2 separate regions of the Homo sapiens genome follow, and region 1 is linked to region 2. A link is an interaction called in ENCODE POLR2A ChIA-PET data of the cell type or tissue named here. Cell type or tissue: OCI-LY7. All regions are shown on one strand. Links, peaks and the distances in the headings refer to the core of each region. The heading gives the core; the rest is flanking DNA. Region 1 has its middle 14 kb from the start of KHDRBS2. Region 2 has its middle 110 kb from the start of KHDRBS2.

Region 1 (10,381 bases), core at 776-8,775, 92 kb before region 2:
GAATAAGATATCAGTATATGCTATGTCGATGAACCTCAAAAACACTATGCTAAGCAAAAGAAGGCAGATACAAAAAATCACATATTGTATGACTCAATTTATATGAAATATTTAGAATAGGTAAATGTATAGAGACAAAATGTGGATTGATGGTTACCAGTGATTAGGAGAAAAAGAAAATGGGGAGTGACTGCTTAATGGATGCAGGATTTACTTTTGGAGTGATAAAATGTTTGGGAACTAGATAGAGGTAATGGCTGTGAATGAACTAAATGTGACTGATTTTTTTTCTTTAAAACTATTAATTTTGTGTTACATGAATTCACATTTCAATAAAATTTATAAAGTGAGATGAATTTTGTTAAGTGTTTAGGTGCAAAAAATGCTACAGTAGGATCTCAAGCTTGGGAATATGCATAATGCGTCTTTGTTTATTCTATTTATTCAAGGGGATTCTAGGGCTAAGGAGTCTCTCACTCTATTCATTTTGTTTTCCGGTTAAGCTGCCATCCCTTTCTTTTATTCAGATTATTTTCTCAAAGTCACTAACTAATAATATAGCAGAATTGGCTCAGTTAGTTGAGAGATATTTATGCTTTTGCGCATGCAAGCAACCCTCACGCAGACACACACACACTGGGAATAAAGACTTCAGCTCTGTCCATACATGATATAAAACCATGATTGCTAATTGCATGAAAGATCTTGGAAAAATCAGGTATTTCTTGAATTATGTAACATAAAGACAGCAGGATGGCAGCATAAACTTGTTAAACTAACCAGGGATTTTTGAAATTTAAAGGAATAAAATCAATCTCATATTTATCCTGGATTCAATAATTTAAGACTCTTAGGAGTTATGTTATTTAAATAAAAATATAAATAAAATAAGAAGGCAATCAGTACTTTCAAATTTAGTCCTAATTTGCCCTAAGTTGAAAGTAGACAAATAATATACACCCATAACATTCATTAAACATTACGTCCTTAGAAACCAAACCCATCAAAAGTTATTTATTTGGCAAATCAACGACCAATAATTTTTTATGTAGGCTTCACCACAATTAGACACTATAAGTTTTGTTTGTACATAAACTAGTTTTCCTGTTTTATTAATAGGTTCTCAAAATATTTTGCCCTGAAGGCCTGTTAAATAATACAATTCATTACAAAATGGTGAATCCTTAATGCATTCACCTACCACACACACAGACACACACACACAGACACACACACACACATGCTTATCCTTCTCACTTATTAATTATGAGTTCTCACATCCAACTCTGTTGGGCTCATCTGTCCACTTTCTCTCAAACTAAACTTAAATGATCATAATCTAACGCTGAAGGCAGAAGTCATGACTAGGACCGTGATCCTAAGCCTACTAAGAAACAGACATGAGCAGAGCCCCAAAGAAATACCAGAGACACAAACAAGCCTGTGCGAGCAGGAAGACTTACTCTACAGAATGACTAGGTTGGAATACTCATCTTTTCCCTTTGGAATGGGAACTCCTAAGTTCCCATGGATGGGAAAATATTTTATATATATATTTATATTTTAATTACTGCATTAATTATCTATTATTCAACAAATAACCACAGCATTTAGCAGCTTTTAATGATAAACATTTAATATATAGGTCAATTTCTGATAGTCAGAAATCTGAATCAACTTAATTGGGTGGTTCTGGTTTAGGGTCTCTCATGAGGTTGCAGTCAAGGTTTTGGCTAGTATTATAGTCATCTGAAGCATTGACTGATATATCGAACTTCTCCAGCATAGTTGTTAGCCAGAACCCTCGGTTTGTCGTGACATGGGTCTCTCCGCAGAGAGTTTGAGGATGGCATCCACAAATATAGAAAGGCTACATTGAATTCCTTTTGAAGTACGTACTATTACCATCCTCTTCATTTTACAATGAAAACAATTGAGGCATGAGAAAGTTAAGTTGGCCAAAGTGTCTAAGCTAACAAGTAACAGAATTAATACTCAAACACAGGTGGTTGGGTCCAAGGGTCTGTGCACCTAAGAACCACATGTGTTAAAAAATAACATAACTAAATGAGGCTAGTGCTGATAGCACAGAGAGAATTTCCCCAGCACTTCTGGGAAATGCAAACAGTTCTTATATTACCTGTAGTCCATGTTACTTTAAAGGCCATCTCTTTGTGGATATCTATCTTCAAAATAAAACATGTTATCCTCTTCCTAAGACTTGTTGTTAAGTACTAGTATTAGTCACATACCACAAAAGCTATACTTTACAAGAAGAATTTCAAAATGTACAATATAAAATCAAAATATATATTTTCGTGGCTTGCAGTTTATTGTTTTAACTAAATTTAACTCTTTTGGGATAAAATCGAATTATAGAAGCAGAAACTTTCTCTGCTTGCCAGGGATTTGTAGATACTAAATCAAAGATTATGAATTTCTCATTAAATGTATCTGAAAACATATAAAATGTATTACATCTCACAGTAGTCACTGTGATTTCCTTGAATGTTAACAAAAGCAAGGCAGTGATTACACACAAATCAGTCAATAATTTTTTTCAGATGTCAAAGCAACCAAAATGGTCTCAAGAATAGTGAAGAGAAGCCACAAACATATTTTTACTATGCTCCATGTAAGCACACATTTCCCATGATCTGGATTATTTCACCAGATGTATTATGTATTTAAGACTTTTCTAAGTGAATGAAACTTTTTTAAGTGAAAGAAAAATGTTATGAGATAATTCACTAACCAGTTTGCTGTTTTTTTTTTTTAATGGGTACCCATATTAGTTTTCTGTTGCTGCTGTGACAGATTACCACAAATTTAGCAGCTTAAAACAATAAAACATTGTTATTTTTCAGTTCTGTAAGTCAGAAGTTTTAAATGGAAATCCTTGAGTTAAAGTCAATGTGTTGTCAGAGCTGTATTTTGTTCCTGTAATGTGAGATCTGCCTTTTCAGCTTTTGGAGGCTGTCTGCATTCCTTGGCTCATGGTCCCCTTTCTTCACCTTCAAAGCCAGACACAGTGGGTTATGCCTTTTCCACATTGCATCACACTGACTTCCTCTTTGGCCTCCTTTCATTTCAGAGGCATTTGTGATTTAATTGGGGTCATCTATATAATCCAGAATAATCTCTTTATTTTAAGGTCAGAGGATTAACAATCTAAACTCTATCTGTGACTCCAGTAACCTGAATAATGCCCCAGTGTCCACATTCTAATACACAGAATTTGTGAATAAGTTACTTTAAATGGTAAAAGGGATTTTGCAGAAACCATTAGGTAAAGGACCTTAGAAACAAAAAATCTTTCAAGATTATAGAGGTGAGGGTCTAATGTCATCATAAGGGTCATATAAAATAGAAGCAGGAGGATCAAGGAGAGAAAGAGAGAGAGCAGTGGTGGTGGGGGAGAGAGATTGATTTGAAGGTGTTATTCTGATTGTTTTGAAGGAGAAAGGGACCACCAGCCAAAAAAAATGTATGTAACCCCCAGAAATTAAAAATGGAAAGGAAACAAACTTTCCCCTAGATAATTCAGAAGGGACACAGCTCTGCCAACCCCTTTTACCTTCTGACCTCAAGAACTATAAAATAATACAATAGTAATGTTTTGAGCTACTAAGTGTGTGGTAATCTCTTACAGTAGCCAGAAGAAACTCACAAATACAATGTCTCCATGTTTACAGGTTCCTAGCATTAGGATGTGGATATCTTTGAGGAGGCCATTATTCTGCCTACCACAACATCCATATTTTTAGGTAAATGAGTTCCTAAGTATGCATGCTTGTTATTGTATTTGTCAATGAAGAATCATCTTCTACTTAGGTGAAAATAATTTTCATATATAATGATGACCACTGCATCATTTGCCAGTGGCAGGGTAATGGCTTTCAAATGCTCTTTTCCTTTTTAAAAATTTTCTGATAAGTTCTACATAAAAAGAAAAATTATTTCTACACAGCAGCCAAATGGAAATGTGACTGAGCTCAAAATATATAATATTCTCCCATGAATACTAATACATGCTTTTATTAAAAATAAAATATAGCTCAGCTAAAAGTATTGGCAGTACACTGTTTCACAAATGTTTATGAAGCTTTCTTTGGCATAAGTTTTAAAAAGGTACTAAAGTTTCTAAGATGGCCTGTGGAAAGTAAAATGAAGGGAAATTTATATTTCCTACAAAGCCAACCAAAAGAAGAAGTGAAACAAAGCCAACCAAAAGAAGAAGTGAAACCAAATCAAAAAAAAAAAAAAAGAGAGAGAGAAAGAAAAATCCAAATGACACACGAACATAGTATAACAGAAGAAAATATTTAAATAAAACTAATTAAAGTACAGATTGCAAGGCTAAGAGCATTGAGAATAGTCTTATGCTAGTCAAGATAAATATTGCTTTAATTTTTTTATATTCATTACTGAAAGTAAAACTGCCATTCGGAGAAAGGCAAAACAAGATACTACTATTGACAGTTGAACACAAACCAAGTTTAAGAGAGATGTTTAAGATTGAAAAACTTTCATAAGGTAGTCAGGAACATTTAATCCAACTGGATTGATTTTTAGAGGAAATAAATGATCGTGTATGTAATAGAACACTTTCATACTCATTACCACACAGGCAAAAGGCCTTTTAAAGTAATTTTACTTTCTTACATACAATTATAGCAGCAGACAATTGTAATTCAAATACACAAATTTAATTCCTATATTTTTGTGCTTGTATTTGCAGAGAGACCTGTTAGCCTTTACTCACATACCTTATTCTAAAATGCATTCAAGCCATTTTCTTAGGAGGCATTGTCTAAATATGATTTAAAACTCTTCATTCACCCTGTTCCATTTTCACTTGGAGAGTTGAATCCAGTGGGTATTGATTTTATAATATTATTTTGAAACAGCAAAACAGAACTGAAAAATCAGTGCTGATTGTTTTTCCATTTAAGATCAAATTATTCACTCAATGAATGTTTGTTGAATTAGATGTATCTTTTTCTGAACTATAACTGTGAGGCAAAGAACATGGAAAGTGTCCAAAAGGCATGTGAAAGCCAAACAATCAGTCTATAAAAGATAACAACATACCTGGGTTTTCAAATAAATTTCTATTTTCTATTTTCCTTTATTTATTTCCATTTTTTCCTCCCTCCCTTACTTCCTTTCTTTTCTTTTTTTTCTTTTTTTTTTTCTAATACCAGGCTTTGCACACTGAGAAAAAAGAAACACAGTCCTCTCACAGACCTTTTTTTAGACTAGAGAGTGAGATAGACTGAAATCAAACAAGAAAATGGACAATGATTTTTATGAAGAATAAAAATGGGCCCCCTGAGCAAGAGAAACAGATCGTTGATGAGAGGTAGCAATTTTGATTGGGTTATCTGGGAAATCTATCTGAAAAAGCTGCATTAGAGCAAAACCTGAAAGACAAGTAGTTATCCAGCGGCGGAGGGAGGTGGGAGATGGAGTTGGAACCTCCTAGGCAGAAAACATAGTGTGTGCTAAGATCATAAAGAGGGAGAAACCTTAGTATACACTTAGATGACTGAAGTGTAATAGGAGCATATTGAATCATAATTTAGAGAGGTAGACAAGAAGCAGATAAAAACAGAAGCCCAGTTCTTAGTGAGTCACACTGACCTAGAAGCATTTTACAGGCTCCCTTGCAGCTAATTGAAACATGACTAATTTCTGGCCAATATACTGAAAATTGAAGTGTCATATGTACTTATAGGTGGTCTCTTTAATGGGAGGAGCAGAGTCTTCTGCTCTACTTCCTCCATACTGCTGCTTGTGATAGCTGGAGTTCTATCAGTCTTCATAGACTATAACATAGGCTTGGGAATCACACCTACCTAGTGAGCTCTAGCTTAATTCTTTCTGACAGCTTCATAGAACTACCATACCAGTTCTGGATTACTTAACTTTTCATTTATTTTATGTTAGAGAGAAAACAACTAACTTTTAAAGTAATAGTTATTTTGGATGTTTCTATGATTGCAGGTAATACTTAATTCAGGAGACTAATGTAGTAGCTCAAATGAAAGGTGGCAATGGCTTGTGCTATAATAATAGTGGGTAAAAGGAGAAGAGGACAAATTAAAGATATATTTTGGAGGTAGAGCACAAAGGACTTAAACAAAAGATTGGGTATAGAAGAGTGAGGGAAATAAAAATATCAAAAATTAATCCAAGATATGTGGCTTGAGCAATCATTTTGTAGATGGTGCTATCACGAGTAAATAGGGAAAAATTGAAAAGGCACCAATTTGAGGCAAAATAAAGACTTCATTTGTGATATATATTAAAAATACCAAATTCTTCATATTTGTTTTAAATATGTGCTAAGTCCATCAGGCAAAACTGAATACATCTGCAAAATTTCTTATAACATTCATAGTTAATTATAATTTTACCGGAAGACCTGTAGCCAGCTTAGGAAGTCTCGCTGAACTTAGTTTATTTTTCCTTTATGTTACTCAGAAGTAGATTTGGTTGCTGTTTGCTTTATGTTACTCATAAGCAGATTAAGTTGCTGTGCAAACATGCAATTTACTCTTTTTTGGTTGCTATGTATTCCAGAGCAAAAAACAAAAACAACAACAACAACAAAAACCAACCGCCACCACCTAGATTTAGGCCAGTAGATTCTCTAATTTTTCTTAAGGGGAATACCAATGTTTTTGAAGGCTTTCTACCATGTTGGTGATTTACAATGTTATTTAATTTGGACCTTAGCAATATGGCTTGCCATCATCATTTTCCAGACTCAAAGAAATTAAGTAACATAGCTAGAAAAATGCAGAACAAGAATTCAAAGCTAGGTCTGCCAAATCCCAAGGCCTGTTTTGCTACTACTAAAAATTTCTTCTTTCTTGTATGTTCATCCTGTAAATAAAGCCATAAAAATTCCAAGATATCTTGTTATCATCATGAAAACTACTTTTGAAAATATATTTACATATTTATCCACACATATTCATGTATATACACTCTAAATATTTTCCAATAACAATAATATATAAAGAGTTGAACTAGAGTAGAACTTTTTGTGAGCAAACCTGTATCTCTGGGTAGCCTCTGGCATTGATTAAATTGAAGTTTAAAAAATTATAATTCAGTTCCATCTTCAGACAGTCCATTATCAAAGCATAATGCCTTTTAAATGAGTTGAAAAAAAAGCCCATAGGCAGTAAAAAGTAGTAAAATCAAGAATGATCATCTAGTGCATGATATTTAAATGAGAAGTGAAGGGAGTAAATTAAAGGACACTGCCAATTCTAGCCAGGGAAATTACAGTGCATCCAGTAGGGAAAAGGCTGGAATGCATTTTCATAGAAAATAATAATTTAGCTATATAGAGAGTTCTTTTCCCTAGATTCTTTTTTTAATGTCCTACTTTTCTTTAGCATATCATTGCATAATATCTTAAAATTCTACTATTTGACTATCTATACAGAGTAAACCATCATGCAAATTGCTTGTTCTTAGTATTAGATTCAAATGTAAAGACGTTATATTCAAAAACCAAACCATATCATGCTTACAGTCATTAGGTACTCATTATATAAAAGGATTTGTACTAGGTGATGAGTGGATACAAAAGAGAAATGAATAGCTGAATAGCTTCTCGTCTGAAGGAGTTCACATCCCACTGAAATAACATATATGTATACGCAAATAACTGTGTTCAAGTGAAGCCTGTCATTATGTTTATGCTATACTTCTAAGTCAACAAAAACAAGCTTAACTGCTCATGAACTTATTTAGTATATCATTCATTGTTAATGGTTATGTCAAAGAAGTAAACAATAATTTGATCCATACATAAATTGTGCCTTTAGAAGTAACCTTACATTTACAATTAGTTTGCATATTTAAACACTGTGTATTGCCAACCCAGTGATTTTTAACTCCAAGTTAAGTCTTTTAAGCTGACTGTTGAACAATTAGGATGACAGCAATTATTTACACACCACCCCCTCACTCATTTCCTTCCCATTGATGTTTCCTAATGTATTTGGGGTTTTCATAAGGCTATCCACCTCCTACTTCATCTTCTCTTTTGAATCAGGAAGGTACACCCTCTCAGTGATGTACAGATATCTTTTCACCTACAGCTTTCCTTGTTGTGCCCATATAACATAAAAGGTGAGTACCTGGCTGGACTTCCTTCCTGTGGCGTTGAGGAAATATATGTAGCTGGCCAATGGCTCATACCCTGAGGTTGCTACATTTCCTTCTTGAACATAAGTTAGCATCCTTGCCCTCTCCCAAATTTTATCCTTGCCTTGTGCTATCTTAACCCCCAATCTTCCAGGTAAATATTATTTTTTTTTTGTATATTTGACGTTACTTACATTTCTATTTGATGATATTCTCACATGAAAAAATGTGTGGTCCTTGTGGTTCCCCACCCCCGCCTTGGGACAAAACTTTTCTCCATGTTTCCTTTGTTGTTTTTTTTTTTTTAATTTACTTTGATATTTTTTTAAAAAGAAGTATATCTTACTGGAACTTATCATTTTCATCAAATCAGAAATTATATTTATCAATTAGAATAAGTTTCACTGGTATCTTCTAGCATATTTTATTACATTGAGAAATGAAACAATCTTTAGATTATTTTGAATTTTCTTCATACATGTGGTATTACTGCAATAGGACAATTATATTACTTATTTTTTAGTCCTTTTGATTTTTTTTTTTAAGCAGGGGAGACAGTTTTTCTCTGTCACCTAGGCTGAAGTGCAATGGTGCAATCTTAGCTCACTGTAACCTCTGTAACCTCGAATTCCTTAACCGAAGATATCGAAGGGTAGGATCAGCCTCCAAGGTAGCTGAGACTACAGGCATATACCACCACTAATTTTTAAAAATTTTGTGTAGAGATGGGTGTCCAGCTTTGTTGCCTCCACTGATCTTGAACTCCTGGCCTTAATCCTCTTGCCCTGGCCTCCCAAACTGTTGGGATAACAGGAGTGAGCCACTTAACTTGACCTTTAAAATTATCTGTCTTGTTTTCTTTTTTTCCCCCCACTGGTTAGTTTTTCTAGTACATTATTGAATAGAAATGGTGCTGCACTATCTTATTTTTCTCTTCTCAGGAGGAAATGTCTCAATTTTTCATGATTATTTATATTTGTTAGAGTGATTCTGTTGAATGTTTTTTGATTAAAGATACTTCACTCTATCTTTGTTTGCTACAAGTTTTTACCATGAATTGGTGTTTATTATTATCAAATGCTTTTTCTACAGTTTATTTAAAGATCAACTATATATTTTCATTTTAATATTAGTATAGTGAATTAAATTAAATAATTGTCAAATAGTAAAACCTTTTACATTTCTGAAATAAAACCTATTTGGTTGTGACTGGGATTTATTGACCAACAATACTGTGTTTGTCATTTTAAATAGCTATTTTGAAGGACCATCATTTGGCTTTGTTGCTTTTCTCTTTCATATACTTTTTCTATTTAATTAATTTCTATTTTTATTACCATCTATATTTTAATGTTTAGTTTGCAGGTATTTTTTCTAGCATTTGAGATGACAAGTTAGATCAATGGTTTTCAGATTTTTTTTTTTTTTTTTTGAGACTGAGTCTTGCTCTGTCACCCAAGCTGGAGTGCAGTGGCGCGATCTCGGCTCACTGTATCCTCCGCCTCTTGCGTTCAAGCAATTCTCCCGCCTCAGCCTCCTGAGTAGCTGGGATTACAGGCGCCCGCCACCACTCCAGGCTAATTTGTGTGTGTGTGTGTTTTTTTGTTTGTTTTTTGTTTTTTCAGTAGAGATAGGGTTTCACCATGTTGACTAGGCTGGTCTTGAACTCCTGACCTCAGGTGATTTGTCCGCTTCAGCCTCCCAAAGTGCTGGGATTTCAGGCACCTGCCACCTCTCCAGGCTAATTTGTGTGTGTGTGTGTGTGTGTGTGTGTGTGTGTGTGTGTGTGTGTGTGTGTGTTTTGTAGAGAGAGGGTTTCACCATGTTAACTAGGCTGGTCTTGAACTCCTGACCTCAGGTGATTCGTCTGCTTCAGCCTCCCAAAGTGCTGGGATTACAGGTGTGAGCCACTGCACCCGGCCCAGATGTTCTTTTATTGTACTTGCATTTAAGATTACAATTCCCCTCTGATCACGTATGATCTGCATCCTACAAGTTATGTTTTTGTTGTCATTCAGTATAAAATATTTTCTAATTTACCTTTTATTTGTATTTGAATCATATATGATGCATATGAGTATTACTTAATTTCCAGCCTGTTTGGGATGTCCTAGTTATTGACCTTTAATTTAATTCCACTGAGGTCAGAAGGCACACTCTGAATCAATTTAATCATGTGAAATTTGTTTAGGCTTTCTTTATCCCATCA
Region 2 (10,381 bases), core at 992-8,991:
ATTGAGCTGGATATCCCCAGATAAATATTAGAAAATTATTTTTAAAGATGTTCTAGTCTTTCACACCTTCAATTTGCTCCTTAAAATTCTTCCCAGTGAATTCTATAGTTTGGATTAATTATTTCTGCCCACCTGCTATGGGACCTTAAAAAATTAACGTTTATAGAAATTTACAAGTTTCACAGTCTGTAAAATGAATCTAATAATATAATTGTTCTATTTCATCTGAGATTTCCAGGAAACTTCCAGGTTTCTAGAATTTCCTTTATCAGGAAAATATTATCCCTTAAATTGAATTTTTTCACAAATTGGCATTCTTTTCTTAAAATCAATTTTATAAAGCATAATTTCATTATAATGCAATGTATTTATATGAAGTATATATTTTGATGCATTTTGACAATTTATACATCAATGTAAGTAGTATCACAGTCAAGATATAGAACATTTCCATCACCATACAATGTTATTTTGTGCTCCCAAAAGGTAACTACACCAACCCCCAGCACTAGACAGCTACTGGTCTGCTTAATTTCACTCTAGATTATATTTTTCTTTCCTGTAACCAGTACTTCTTTAATGTTTGTTGGTAGAAATTCGGTTGCTTCCAGTTAGGGACTTTTATGAATAAAACTGTTATAAATATTCATACATATATCTTTATATTAGCATATATTTCTCTATATTATTAAAATTTGGGATCACATGAAATGCGTGATTTTAACTTTAAAAGAAATGTCCCAACTGTATTTAAAGTGAAAAACATTCCCATCATCTATATGTGAGAGTTCCACCATATACTTCATCACCAAAACTTGATATCGTGTCTATTTTTAGGCATTTTAATGATTGTGTAGTGACATTTCATTGTGGCTTTCACTATTTTGAATTACCTTAGTGGCTAATCTTGAGCATCTTTTCATTGTACTTATTTGCTCTCCATACATCTGTCTGAATGCCTGTTCAAATATTTGTGTAGTTTTAAAATTCGCCTTTTATTTTATTGAGTTGTTAGAGGTTTCTGTATCTATTCTGGACCATCTCCATAGATGTTCATTTTTGTAGATTCAAATTTCTGTCTCATATCATATTTATTCTGCCTGCAGAACTTCCTTTAACATTTCTTATAATGCAAGTGTGCTGGCAATAAAGTCCTTCAATTTCTTATATTTTGAAATGTCTTGTCTCCTTTATTTTTTAAAGACACTGTCCCTGAGTATATTATTCTAGGTTGATATTTGTTTTTATTTCTCCATTTTAAAATATGCCAGTTTACTGCCTTTCTGCCTGTATAGTTTCTGATAGAATGTTTGCTGTATTTTTTTTTATCTAACTTACCCTGCATGTAATATGTCTCCTGCCTCCCTGCCCTGCCCTGCCCCACGGTGCCTTCAAAACTTGGTTGTTACCTTTTATTTTAGCTGTTCGAATATAATGTATCTAGGTGTGTGTGTGTGTGTGCGCGCGTGTGTGTGTGTGTGGTTGTACTCACCCTGTTTGAAATTATCTGAGGTTATATCTGTACTTGGTGTCTTATAATTTTTGTATAATTCTTGGCCATTATCACTTCAACTATTGACCGTTATCACTTCAAATGTTGGTTTTCTCCTCTCTTTCAGCTAGCCATTCTAAATAAATGTAAAATAGGCCACTTGATATAATCTTACATATTTGGTTTACATTTTCTCTCTCTCCTCTCTTTGTGCTTCAGGTTGAATAATTTCTACGGACCTTCTTTCAAATTCACCTGCTCTATCCAAGTTTGTGTCACATTTACTGATGAACCTATTCAAGATATTCTTCATTTGTGTTAGCATTATTTTTCTAGCAATTCAAATGGAGTCTTTCTTTTAGCTCTCGTCTCTCCCCTGGCATTATCCGTCTGCTCTTCCATGTTCTGTACCTGGTCTACCAGAGTCTTTACCACATTAATCTAAGTTATATGAAAATTTTTGTCTAATGGTTCCAACATATAGGTGATCTCTGAATCTTATTTTATTCATTGCTTTGTATTTTTACAATGGCTTCTTTATGTTTGCATTTTGTATGTCTTCAGTTTTTCATTATATTTCACATATTGTGTGTATGACAATATTAACATTGGTAAATTATTTTTGACCTGGAAACAGGCATATATCTCTTTTTCTACTTGGCACTAAATGTGAGGAGGAGAGTCAATCTAGTCACATGTTGAGATGGGTTTGGATTTTTATTATAGGTACCCTCAGTGCACTTCCAGTTTCAAATTTGCCTACCTTTACCTTGTAAAGCGAGAACTTGATTGCCCGGTAATTTTGCTCCATCTTTCTATTCCACCCTAAGTACCTCATTACCTCTCTCAAGTCTTTTGCTCTTCCCTAGCAGTAGACAGAGGCTGCTGGTTTCTTGGTGTTTGCCAGTCTGGTTGTGGAAAATACGTTGGGTGCTCTACTGTATCTAGCTTTAGTCTTAAATTGGCCCTCCATCTCCGTGTCTTGGTGGTGGAGGCTTTTGAAATAATTCTGTTCATCCTCCAGCTGTAAAATACAAACAAATTCTAATGGCCTAGGTTTAGGACTATGTCTTATCTCTCTTCCAAGGGTAAAGGGAGTTTTACTATTTATTTTTTTCTAAAAAAAGAAAAGGAAAATAGATGAAATAATATGCTACCATAATCCAGGAAGTCACCTGGTGGTTTGCAACTTTGTGAAGTATCAAAAAGTAATTATGTCAGGTATATATACAACTAGTACTGTATAATTGCATTTATATAAAGTTCAAGAATAGGAAAACTAAACTGTAATAATATAAATAAGAACTGTTAGTCTCTGACAGGGACAAGTGGGTGGAGATTGTCTAAAAATAGTTGAAAAGGAACTTTATTATATGATGATAATTTCCTTTATATTTATTTTCATAATGGTTAAATGGTGTACATTTTCAAAACTCATGATACTGTGGTCTTAAAATCTGTTTGATTTATTACATGTAAATTATACTTCAATTAATGTTGCTATAACCAGACAAAAAATAGGTAGAATTAAATTCAGAGACTAATTACCTTAGAAATATTGAGATCAATAGAAAGTTTTACTTCTACAATTTTAAGTAATACTTATAATTTTAAAACAGTTTAATGTGCATTATTTTATTTAATCTTTACTATACTGGTCATGTGTATTATTATCTGCACTTTATATATGAGCTGTTCTGACTTTGAATATGGTTCTGTTGAAACAGTTGGCTACATCATGAATCAGAAATATTATAAACTGTAGAGTAAATACAATAATATCTTACTGTAATCTACAAAGTCACCTGGGAGGTTTGCAACTTCACCTGGTAGAAAAAAGAGACTGTATCCTCTTTTTTCCTATATTGCACAGATGAAAGTGAGGCTCCCTATTTTATCACAAGAACCTCCACAGTCTAAATAGATATGAAAATGTTATTCTTTAGTAAATGTCTGCAATGAAATACATTATTATCATTTCCCTCTTCAAGTTAATTGACATGAGCATTTTTGGACAATGCAATTAATTCAGTGTTTCTAGAACACCTATCAAACAATGGGCCCATCCTGTTATTAAGCTAGTTAAAAGCATTTATTTGATAGTAGATTTGTTCTTTTGCCTACCAGTGTGTTTGGGATACTTTAATGGGACTATTTTCTCACAAATTATAACAAGAAGGACTAAACCTATAATTATCTAACTAAAACATTGCATCAGTAAAATATATCCCATTATCAGATAAATGACACTAGTCAGGCAGTCCTTCACATATCAAAAGGATTTATTCAGTGTATGCTATAATCACAGTTTATAATATGGTTCTTAATTCCATTATTAATAAGATAGGGTGTTATTGCTTATTTATGTTCACTTTGATTTAATGTTCATAAGAAGCACTTGCTTTTAAAAATGACCTGAAGTTCAAGTATGGTAATGGCTGTCCATTTGCAATTTCAAAGGTACAGAGACCATATCCAAATAGCCACTAACTTATTGAAACATGCATTTAATAATCCAAAAGCCATCACTATCATTAAGTATGTCATAAGTCTTATAGTTTTCCCTATGTTTACTCAGAGCTACACCTGCACACAGAGGTGGAGCCCAATGATGGAAATAACTGACTCATATGATTACTTACAGGTTGGACTCAGAAAGTGAGTCATAATATGCCTCATGGATGGCCAGATAATTTAGCTCAAATTGAGCTTTCTCATCTCTAGTTGCTACACATACTAGTCCTGGCTTCCTACTGTTGTTATTTCCTAGTTGTTATTTCCTCAAAACATACTTCCTTCTGGCATTTGCTCTTGTTTCCAGTGAAGCAAAGATGTGAGCATTTGTTTAGTGTCAGAATATTGACCGCCTCCCAGGACATCATTATCATAGGATTTTTTGTTTCATTTAGTACTGATTATAGTACCCAAAGCCCTTGGCAAATTATTTTCAAAAGAACCATATCATTTTATTGTGAAAGTAAGGTTTTATACCATAGTTGGAAGATACTCTTAAAAAATGCAACACTAAAAGGAAATGGCTAAGTAGCTGACAATTTCCTCTCAGACACTATTGCTTATGTTTTATTAACTTAAAAAAGACTTTCTTCTAATCTGGTTCCACATTATAAATGAGACAAAATTAAGAAGTGGTTGTGACTCTCAAGGTCACAAAGTTTGTATTTCCTCCTTGGTCACATGGCAGATAGCTAATGGCCATTCAAACACCAAAGCCACTCTCTTGTTTCTTCTGATATGAGGTTAACAGCATGCTAAAACAGAATTATCTTCCTCTGTCTCAGTTTCTTGATTCCTATTTTTGTCACCTCACTAATCAATAGAGTGGTGAGAGAGCCACTGAGATAGTAAATCAAATGCTAATGTCCCTTTTTGATTTGCCAGGTTAGATTGTTTATCACTTCTAAGTGGTTGGTTTTTGGCATTCTATATAAACTTTGAATTACTTACTGAAAAAAAAAAACTGTAAGATGCTGCAAGCAGCAGGTATTTCCTCTTACTTTTTTTCTGAGACATAACAATTGCATACTCTAGACTGTAAGTATCAATGATGGAACAGAAACAGAGTTGTCCTAAGAGAGACAACCACACACACCTGAAATCCGACTTTAGAACATGTTTCAGTCTCAGTTCCTGCTCTTTTCAATGAATAATTAAAGCGCATCAAGCATCAAATTGTATGTCTTTATTTTTGATGGTAAGTAGTTCAGATGAGTTCCTCCATAATGAAATCAACACATAATTTTCAATGTTCTCAAAAACATTTATTCACAAACCAATATATTATATGTTTTCCAAAATCCAAGTCCCATATCTGAGTTTGCTTGAAACCTTTAGAGGTAGGTCCTCCCACCATCTCACCAATTGCACTTTCACGTGGTGGACACAACCATGATATATATTAGGAAAGGCATTGATCTTGAAGTGGACTCAGCTTCAAGTTCCACTACTAAAATGTACTACCTATGTGGTTTGAAAAAAATGTGAGTATTATTTGCAAGTCTCAATTCCTTCTTTGTAGAATAGTAAAATCATTTACCTTACAAGGTTATTTGGGAGATGGAATGATGTGAGACAGTGTGCTCTGTAATTAGTTTTATATTTGAGAAAGTTAAGGTCTGTTAGAATAGAATTCAATGTACAAATAATCTCATTACCATGGAGTTTTAGCTACAAATGTAGGGATGAATTGATAATTAGCATATATTATTTGATGATTATAGTTTTCTAAGAAAAACAAACCTTCTTTAGTACTAAAATGTCTCTGTTTGCTTTTGCATTTTTTTTTGTATATAGTGATAATCAGAGCATTGTTGAAAACTAACAACTCCCAATACTGAGAAAGATCCCATGCAGTCATCATGAGAGAATTTCATCTCCAGCTTTGCCTCTCTCAGCAGTAAGCCATTAGCTCTGGGAATAGAGCCGACAGTAATTTAAGATGGTGTCATATCACTGGGGCCACTTTTTGGAAAATTATAGGATGTTGTGTTCCATTTGTGTCAAATTTGGTGTGAAGGGATGTCAGAAATGCGACTGTTGTTACCAGAAAACCGCTTTTCTGCTCTTTGACAATGAGAAAACCAGCCATGTTTCTTAGAGACATAGATATGGTGATGACAATCTGTCAGTCTGAGGAGCTCAGAAAGTACTACAAAACCAAAAATAGTATATTTTTCTTCACTTTGATTTACACTTCTGAAGACTTTTCCTTTGCTTAACCACTGGTGTGATTTATTCAAGAGTTACAATAAATGTAATACACTTTTTAATTTACTCTGCCTAAGTCTTTCTAATTAGATAGTTACAACTACTAAAATATTCACATGGAGAGTAATCATTCAAAGAGCTTTCACAGGAAGCAATTGTAAGATGCCTATATTTTGTGTAATTACATAGCTCATTCTTTGTCTTTCGCAAGAGAATTTTGTATGGGATAATAACTTCAGAATATGATATTAATATAACTGATGCCAGAGTTATTACCAATCTTAATTTGCACCTTTCATGCTACTTTGAATATTTTATTTATGCTGAAATGTCAACTATGCATCTGAAAATGGCCCAAAAGGAACCTTAGCTATCCAACTCTTCAGATAGAATGTCCCCATATCATCCCCGATAATATTAAATCCTCTAAGATTCTGTATACCTTTGTGCTTATAGATGATTGAAGAAGATCAAATGTCTCATGGATAATTTATTCCTATTTTTGTAAATCTCCAACACAAACTCTTTTAAAAGTAATTGCGAGATACCGATTGAGGGCTAACTCAAATAATGCAGTGATTTAAGTGGAGATACAAAGAAGTTGCTAAATGCTCTAGAATTAGAACAATACCTGTTTCTTCATATAAGATTCTTATGCTCTCTGGTATTAAAAAGGAAGGTTAACCTTTTTTTGGTAAACTTTACTATCAACATACATACACACACACACACACACACACACACACACACACACACACACATGCTACACCAGAAATGAAAAAGTGTGGTCTTTAAAAAAAATGTGATTTTTATAGCAGTAACCATCTCATCTGTTTTCCTTTCATTTTCTCCTGTAGAAAGTGCCTGAAACATGCATTTGCTAAGCTTTTATAAGTGATGTCCTCTTATCAGGAAATTGCTGAAACACTAAAACAGCTCAGTCTTTTCCACTGTGAGGGCACAAAAGAGGCAAAGAAGAGGAGGTAGAGTGGAAATTAAAGCCTAGATTCTCTCTAATTAACATATCAATGGTAAGTCCTTCCTCATGGGTCTCATAGACACTTTGGATGGTTCCAGGGGCTTAAGCATTCTTGCCAATTCCTCCAAATGGGCCACCTACTGGGAGAATATCCCAACTGCACAAGGCTGTAAGGTAGATAGCTAGAGGCAAGGTTTGGCATGAGGAAGAAAACAAGAAGTTGCACTTCAAATGGTTCGTCTATGCCGGGAGATCATACAGGGAGAGAAGCCAGTTCGTTAACAAACCAGAAAAATGCATCACCAAGAGTGAGATGGCATTAGGACACACGAAATACAGAAGAAGAAACAAAGACCTAAACAGTGCAAGGCAAAGAAATAATGAAAACTAGCAACACTAGAGCTTCCTCACAATCATTTATATGTAGGGTATGGGGCTACTCACATTGTCCTAGCCCACAAGGCTAAGTGCATAAAGAAATGTCATTGCCCTCTTTACCTGCTGCACCAAGATGAGAGTAAGAGTGTTGGAAAGAGCCTACTGTGAAAGGAGAGACCACTGCCCTCTCCAACCCTCACAACTGAAGCTCTTAGCCTAACATCTCTGGGATAGAGAAAATGAATGTTTTGAATGAAATGTAAAATTGAAGAATTTAAATAAACAAGACCAAGTTTTAATTACTGAAATAAGACATTTTGAATAACCAAAACAACAAACACTTTATGGGCTCAGGCAAAGTTATTGTTAAAGTACATGTCAAACACAGAAAAGGGGCACTTAACAGAAAACTCAGCAATAGCAGTTCCTACAAAAAATAAAACATAATTTTTTCATCAGTAAGTTAAGATTCCTAAATTAATCTGGTTTAGAATTTTAATATTGCAGTTATAAATTTTGAAAGATTTTACAAACACAAAATTATCAATGTATCTTTGTGTATAAACCTAAAACTTTAAAAATAAATTCTTTTATTTTATTTTCTTTTTTTACAATTCTGTCCAGAAGGCTTTTTTAATTTTTAATTTTTGGGGGGTACATACTAAGTGCATATATTTATTGGGTACATGAGATCTATTGAAACAGGCATAAATGCATAAAAGTCACAATAGAGTCAATTAGGTATCCGTCACCTCAAGCGTTTATCCTTTCTTTGAGTTACAAACAATCTAATTATATTCTTTCAGTTATTTTTAAAGGTATAATAAATTATTGTTGATTGTAGTCACACTGTTGTGCTATCAAATACTAGATCTGAATTATTCTAATTATATTTTTGCACCAACTAAACATCGCCCCTAGGCACACCCTTCTACCCTTCCCAGCCTCTGGTAACCATTCTGCTACTATCTTCATGAGTTAATTTTCCTTTTTTTTAATTTTTAGCACCCACAAATAGATGAGATATATGAAATTTGTCTTTCTGTGCCTGGCTTATTTCACTTAACATAATGACCTCTAGTTCCATCTATGTTTTTGCAAATGACAGGATCTCACTCTTTTTTATGGCTGAATAGTACTCCATTGTGTATATGTACTATATTTTCTTTATACATCTTTTGATGGACACTTGGTTTACTTCCAAATCTTGTCTATTGTGAATAGGGCTGCAATAAACACTGGAGTGCAGATATCTCTTTCATATACTGATTTCCTTTCTTCTGAGTATATAGCTAGCAGTGGGATTGCTGGATCATATGGCAGCTCAATGTTTTGTTTTTGAGGAACCTCCAAACTGTTCTCTTCTCCAGTGTGGCTATATTAATTTGCATTCCTACCAGCAGTGTTCGAGGGTTCCCCTTTCTCCATATTTTTGCCAGCATTCATTATTTCCTGTCTATTGAAGAAAAGCCATTTAAACTGGGGTGACATGATATTTTGTTGTAGTTTTGATTTGTAGTTCTCTCATAATGATGTTGAGCACCTTTTCATATACCTGTTTGCCATTTGTATGTCTTCTTTCAAGAAATATCTATTCAGATATTTTGCTCATTTTTAATTGGATTGTGAGATTTTTTTTCCTATATAGCTGTTTGAGCTTCTTATATATTTTGATTATCAGTCCCTTGTCAGTTGGGTAGTTTGCAATTTTTCCCCATTCTGTGGATTGTCTCTTCACTTTGTTGATTGTAACCTTTGCTGTACAGAAGTTTTTAACTTGATGTGATCCCATTTGTTCATTTTTGCTTTGGTTGCTTGTGCTTGTGGGGTATTGCTCAAGAAATTCTTGCCCAGTCCAATGTCCTGGAGAATTTTCCAAATGTTTTCTTTCAGTAGTTTCATAGTTTTGAGTCTTAGATTTAAGTCTTTAATCCATTTTGATTTGATTTTTGTACATGGCAAGAGATAAGGGTCTAGTTTCATTCTTCTGCATATGGATCTCCATTTTTTTCCCAGCACCAATTATTGAAGAGATTGTTTTTTCTCTGGTATATGTTCTTGGCACCTTTGTCAAAAATGATTTCACTGTAGATGTATGAATTTGATTCTAGGCTCAACATTCTGCTTTGTTGGTCTATGTGTTGGTTTTTACACTGGTACTATGGTATTTTGGTTACTATAGCTCTGTGGTATAATTTGAAATCAAGTAATGTGATTCCTCTAGTTTTGTTCCTTTTGCTCAGGATAGCTTTGACTATTCTGAATCTTTTGTGGTTCCATATAAATTCTAGGATTTTTTTCTATCTCTGTCAATAATGTTATTAGTACTTTGATAGGGATTCCATAGAATCTGCAGATTGCTTTAGGTAGTATGAGCATTTTAACAATATTCATTATTTCAATTCAAGAACATGGAATAGCTTTTCAGTTTTTTTGTGGCCTCTTCAGTTTCTTACACCAATGTCTTAGAGTTTTCATCATAGAGATCTTTTGGTTCTTTGGTTAAATTAATTCCTAGGTATTTTACTTTATCTGTAGCTAATTTAAATGAGATTATTTTATGATTTATTTTTCAAATTGTTTGCTTTGGCATGTAGAAATGCTACTATTTTTGTACGTTGATTTTGTATCCTCCAACTTTACTGAATTTGTTTAGTAATTCTAATAATTTTTGCTGGAGTCTTTAGGTTTTTCCAAATATAAGCTCAAATCATATGCAAACAAGGATAATTTGACTTATTCCTTTCCAATTTGGAAGCCCTTTATTTCTTTCTCTTGTATGATTGCTCTAGCGAGGACTTCCGGTA

Evidence for each region. ChIA-PET counts read pairs that join two places held together with the same protein. Peaks named below come from ENCODE experiments on the same cell type or tissue, not always from the same donor. Only the 100,000 strongest peaks of a DNase experiment are listed, where the experiment ranks them.
Region 1: POLR2A ChIA-PET joins it to region 2 with 17 read pairs; 2 of 35 experiments call an interaction of 5 or more read pairs at or near these places.

Annotation. Positions count from the first base shown.
Region 1 is chr6:62,294,706-62,305,086 of GRCh38, forward strand. No RefSeq gene overlaps it. Among named protein-coding and RNA genes, the nearest start is that of KHDRBS2, 14 kb to the left of the region's middle. In OCI-LY7, for the core only: no CTCF peak of the experiment used is centred there; DNase peaks (open chromatin) are centred at 3,046 and 4,206; H3K4me3 peaks cover 1,160 bases; H3K27ac peaks cover 1,979 bases.
Region 2 is chr6:62,386,484-62,396,864 of GRCh38, forward strand. No RefSeq gene overlaps it. Among named protein-coding and RNA genes, the nearest start is that of KHDRBS2, 110 kb to the left of the region's middle. In OCI-LY7, for the core only: CTCF peaks have their summits at 7,234 and 7,437; a DNase peak (open chromatin) is centred at 5,088; H3K4me3 peaks cover 1,174 bases; H3K27ac peaks cover 3,270 bases.